Linked DNA regions of Homo sapiens: region 1 is linked to region 2. The links are chromatin loops, found by intact Hi-C in ENCODE. Cell type or tissue: Panc1. All regions are shown on one strand. Links, peaks and the distances in the headings refer to the core of each region. The heading gives the core; the rest is flanking DNA.

Evidence for each region. A loop is a pair of places that touch in the nucleus more often than their neighbours do. Peaks named below come from ENCODE experiments on the same cell type or tissue, not always from the same donor. Only the 100,000 strongest peaks of a DNase experiment are listed, where the experiment ranks them.
Region 1: a loop joins it to region 2, with 3 times the contacts of the local background. A loop is called at or near these places in 30 of 110 quality-filtered maps.

What each region holds. Positions count from the first base shown.
Region 1 is chr9:36,448,499-36,451,306 of GRCh38, forward strand. It overlaps a transcript of RNF38 not described here. Among named protein-coding and RNA genes, the nearest start is that of RNF38, 50 kb to the left of the region's middle. In Panc1, for the core only: no CTCF peak of the experiment used is centred there; a DNase peak (open chromatin) is centred at 1,823.
Region 2 is chr9:36,554,314-36,557,121 of GRCh38, forward strand. No RefSeq gene overlaps it. Among named protein-coding and RNA genes, the nearest start is that of MELK, 17 kb to the right of the region's middle. In Panc1, for the core only: no CTCF peak of the experiment used is centred there; a DNase peak (open chromatin) is centred at 1,671.

The DNA.
Region 1 (2,808 bases), core at 287-2,786, 110 kb before region 2:
GGTATAGTACAAATAGTCCAGCCCTATCAATAACTGACTAGTTGTGTGATATTATTCAAGTCAATCTCTCCGCAACTCAGTATTTACACCTTTAAAATGAAGAGGCAGAACTAGATAATGTAAAGTGCCTTCCAGCTCTGAAATTCAAAGTTCTTCAGAAATTGCCTGCCCCACCCCCAGATAAGTTCTAAATATATTATCTCAGGTTGAAACAGACCCAAATGGGCCGGGCGCGGTGGCTCAGCCTGTAATCTCAGCACTTTGGGAGACAGAGGCGGGCGGACTGCCTGAGGTCAGGAGTTTGAGACCAGTCTGGCCAACATGGTGAAACCCTGTCTCTATTAAAAATACAAAAAAATTAGCTGGGCGCCTGCAATCCCAGCTACTCGGGAGGCTGAGGCAAGGGAATTGCTTGAACCAGCGAGGTGGAGGTTGCAGTGAGCCAAGATTGTGCCACTGCACTCCAGCCTGGGCGACAAAGCGAGACTCCGTCTCAAAAAAATTAAAAAAGAAAGAAAGAAAGAAAGAAATAGACCCAAACTATAAACCAGTTAAAACATACAACTGATACCTAGATCTCCTCTACAAATACTTGTAACTCTTATTAATAATGGCTTTTTGGTAGAATTATTTTTTCTGTATCACCATTTACACAAGAACTACTCAGAGACTTGCCATGGTTTAAAACATTTGGGAGGCTTAGGCAGGAGGATATCAAGGCAAAGTGTTTGAGACCAGCCTGAGTAACACAGCAGGACCTCATTTCTACAAAAAATAAAATAAACAGCCAGGTATGGTAGCACACACCTATAATCCTAGATATTTGGGAGGCTGAGGCAGGAGGATCACTTGAGCCCAGGAGTCTGAGGTTGAAATGAGCAGTGATTGTGCCAGTGCACTCCAGCCTGGGTGACAGAGTGAGACCCTATCTCTCTCTTTTTTTTCCTTTTTTTTTGAGATGGAGCATCACTCTGTCGCCCAGGCTGGAGTGCAGTGGCGCGATCTCGGTTCACTGCAACCTCCGACTCCTGGGTTCAGGCAATTCTCCTGCCTCAGCCTCCCAAGTAGATAGGACTACAGGCGCGTGCCAACACGCCCGGCTAATTTTTTGTATTTTTAATAGAGACGGGGTTTCACCGTGTTAGCCAGGATGGTCTCGATCTCCGAATCTTGTGATCCGCCCACCTCGGCCTCCCAAAGTGCTGGGATTACAGGCATGAGCCACCGCTCCCAGCCTAGACCTTATCTCGTAAACAACAAACACAAAAACATTTGCAGGTCCTACAATTAAGCAGAAGCAGGGGAAGTTGCTCAACTGGATGGAAGAAGCTTTGTGGACTTCTCACTCAGGAGTTCCAATATCATGTTTTATTTTTCATAGTTCTGCTATTTGATATAATTTTGGAAGCTCACTGATTTAAAGGCTGGTCTAGGTCTTTCTCCCCATAAAATACATAGTATTGACAAACATATTCGCTCTGTTCACAGGAACTGCACTATTGAATTCCCTCATGTATTTATATGCGATCATATACTATCATAAGGCTATCCCTTTCTTTTGTATTTTTTATTGTGGTAGAATATACATAAACTTCACCATTTTAACCATTTTTAAGCATAAATTCAGTGGCATGAACCTAACTCTTCGAAACCCAATTATAAAGCTTAGTTGTGCAACCATCATCACTCTATTTCCAAAACTTTTTTGTTGCCCCCAACAAAAACCCTGTACCCAGTAAGCAGTAACTTCCCACTCCCACTTGACTTTTTTTTTATATAATTATATTCTCAAAAGGCTTAATAACTTTTAAACTGTAATATGCTGCCACCAGGTGGCAAGAGAGCAACATGGCTGCCCTAAATTGGGAGGAAAGGCAGGGAACCACTAGTACTTTCTCCCAAGAATTAGAAAAGTTAAAATTTCACTCACCAAAACCACCTAGGTACATAACTATAAATTTCTACATGTTTTAATTTCCCTCTAAAATCTATAATAACTAAACTCATGCAAACTGCAAACAAAGAATTTCAGGGAACAATTTTAAAACCAAATAAAAGCTCAAAATATAGAACTTGGTGAGTATTTCCTAACTTAATCATCACTATACCTATTCAATTCTCAAAATTAACCTAGAGCCAGGCGCAGTGGCTCATGCCTGTAATCCTAGCACTTTGGGAGGCTGAGGTGGGCGAATCACCTGAGGTCAGGAGTTTGAGAACAGCCTGGCCAACATGTTAAAACCCCGTCTCTACTAAAAATACAAAAATGGCCTGGCGTGGTGGTTCATGCCTGTAATCCCAGCTACTTGGGAGGCTGAGGCAGGAGAATCACTTGAACCCAGGAGGTGGAGGTTGCGGTAAGCCGAGATCGTGCCATTGCACTCCAGCCAAGCCCCACAGGTTGAGGCAAAAATCAATCATCACAAAAGTGAGATAACCAGACAATATGAGTCTCCTAATGACAGAACAGAACTCCCTTATGATGTAGTCTTGCATTCCCCAATTCCAAATAAAGTATACTTAAATACGACTGAACCTCTAATTCTAGCAACCAATGCAGTGCAAAGAGAAAACACAGAGGACTGTGTTAATACGCACCTTGGGAATGCAATCAGCAAAGTTCAAACTAAAAAGTTATGGAACAAACAAGCGGCTTTCTTCAACAAATAAACTGCAGTATTTTGGCCGGGCGCAGTGGCTCATGTCTGTAATCCCAGCACTTTGGGAGGCCGAGGCAGGAGGATCACTTGAGGTCAGGAGTTTGAGACCAGCCTGGCCAACATGGTGAAATCCCATCTCTACTAAAAA
Region 2 (2,808 bases), core at 187-2,686:
CAAGTAGCTGGGACTACAGGCGCCCACCACACCCAGCTAATTGTTGTATTTTTTTAAATAGAGACGGGGTTTCACTATGTTGGCCAGGCTTGTCTCAAACTGCTCACCTCATGATCCGCCCACCTCAGCCTCCCAAAGTGCTGGGATTACAGGTGTGAGCCACCGCACCCGGCCTAATTTTTGTATTTTTTGTAGAGACAGGGTTTCGCCGTGTTGCCCAGGCTGGTCTCGAACTTCTGGGCTCAAGTGACCCTCCTGCCTCAGCCTCTGAAAGTGTTGGGATTATAGGCGTGAGCCACTGTGCCCTGCCAGGCCCTGCATTTCTAACAAGCTCTTAGGTGACATCCGTGCTGGTTGTCTGCTGACATTTTGAGTAGCAAAGATATAATTTTCAAATACCATAACTCAGCTTTAATAACTGTTAACTACTGGTCAGCTTTGTTTCCATCTTCTTATCCATTCTCTGCCCCAGATGATTTTGAAGTAAATCTTGGACATTCTATGATTTACGTGTATTTAATTACATATCTCATTGAAAACTTCAGAATGCTTCCTTTGAAAAATATAATCATAATAGCATCAGGAGCGCCTCAAAAGTTTAACAATGACTTCTTTTTTTATTATTTTTATTTTTTATTTATTTTTTTATTTTTTGAGACAGAGTCTCGCTCTGTCGCCCAGGCTGGAGTGCAGTGGCACAATCTCGGCTCACTGCAACCTCCACCTCACGGGTTCACGCCGTTCTCCTGCCTCAGCCTCCCGAGTAGCTGGGACTATAGGCGCCAGCCATCACGCCTGGCTAATTTTTTGTATTTTAAGTAGAGACGGGGTTTTACCGTGTTAGCCAGGATGGTCTCGATCTCCTGACCTTGTGATCTGCCCGCCTTGGTCTCCCAAAGTGCTAGGACTACAGGCAGGAGCCACCGCGCCTGCCCTAACAGTGATTTCTGAGTATCATCCAGTATCCAGTCAATTCACATTTCCCTGATTGTCCCATGAATGCTTTTTTATTGTGATTTGTTAATATGTCTCTTCAGTCATTTTTTATTTTATTTATTTATATATTTTTGAGATGGAGTCTTGCTCTGTCACCCAGGCTACAGTGCAGTGGTGTCATCTCAGCTCACTGAAACCTTTGCCTCCCAGGTTCAAGTGATTCTCCTGCCTCAGCCTCCTGAGTAGCTGGGATTACAGGCTCGCACCACCATGCCCAGCTATTTTTAGTAGAGACAGGGTTTCACCTTGTTGGTTAGGCTGGTCTCGAACTCCTGACCTCGTGATCTGCTCGCCTCAGCCTCCCAAAGTGCTGGGATTACAGGCGTGAGCCACCATGCCCGGCCTCTTCAGTCATTTTTAACCTGAAGATTCTCCTTTCAGCTTTTTCTTTTCCTTACTTTTATTTATTTATTTATTTTTAAGAAACTAGGTATTTGTTCTGTAGAGTTTTCCAGTGTGGATTTTGCTGCCAACATCCTCCTGATGTTGTTGAGCATGTTCCTTTCTCTCTTGTATTTCCTATAAATTGGTATGGATCCAGAGCCTTAATTGGATTCAGGTTTGATTTTTTTGACAAGGCTACCTAATACACAGTGCTGTGCATTCCATCAGGAGGTGCCTCATGTCTTCTTGTCTTTCTGTCCATAATCTTTGTAAAGGAGTCATCTCGCCTAACAATGGAACCCGTGATTGGGGTCTGCTGCCACCGGGTGGTAGCAGCATGCCATAGCCGCAGGTTCAAGGAGTAGTAAAAGGGAAAAAACACTGCTGTGAGATCCCAGACGGCAGGACTTGTCCTCTTCATTGAACCTACAATAAATCATCATGATTCTCAAACACGATACTTCAAAGCTACTTTTATTTTATTATTATTATTATTTTTGTTATTATTGTTTTTGAGACGGAGTCTCACTCTGTAGCCCAAGCTGGAGTGCAGTGGCGTGATCTCGGCTCACTGCAACCTTCGCCTCTGGGACTCAAGCGATTCTCCTGCCTCAGCCTCTCGAGGAGATGGGACTAGAGGCACCCACCACCATGCCCAGTTAATTTTTTTTTTTTGTATTTTTAGTAGAGACCAGGTTTCACCATGTTGCCCTGGGTGGTCTCGAACTCCTAAGCTCAGGAGATCCACTCGCCTTGGCCTCCCAAAGTGCTGTGATTACAGGCGTGAGTCACCACACCTGGCCTATTATTATTATTTTTTAGAGACAGTCACCCAGGCTGGAGTGCAGTGGCACAATCATTGCTCACTGCAGCCTCAATCTCTCGGGCTCAAGCTATTCTCCCATCTCAGCCTCTTGAGTAGCGGGGACCACAGGCACACACCACCACGCCTGGCTAGTCTTTTTTTTTTTGCTTTTTTCTTTTGGTAGAGATGTGGTCTCACTAAGTTGCCCAGGAGCAAAGCTACTTTTAAAATGAGGCTGGGCACTGTGGCTCATGCCTGTAATCCTGAACTGAGGCAGGAGGATTGCTTGAGGTCAGGAGTTCAAGGCCAGCCTGGCCTACATGGTGAAACCTCATCTCTACTAAAAATACAAAAGTTAGCCAGGTGTCCAGGTGCAGTGGCTCACTCCTGTAATCCCAGCACTTTGGGAGGCCGAGGTGGGCGGAACACCTGAGGTCGGGACCAGCCTGACCAAGAGAGAGAAACCCTGTCTCTACTAAAAAGACAAAATTAGCCGTCGTGGTGGCGTGTGCCTGTAATCCCAGCTGTTCAGGCCGAGGTTGGCGGAACACCTGAGGTTGGGAATTCGAGACCAGCCTGACAAACAGGGAGAAACCCTGTCTCTGAGGCTGAGGCAGGAGAAT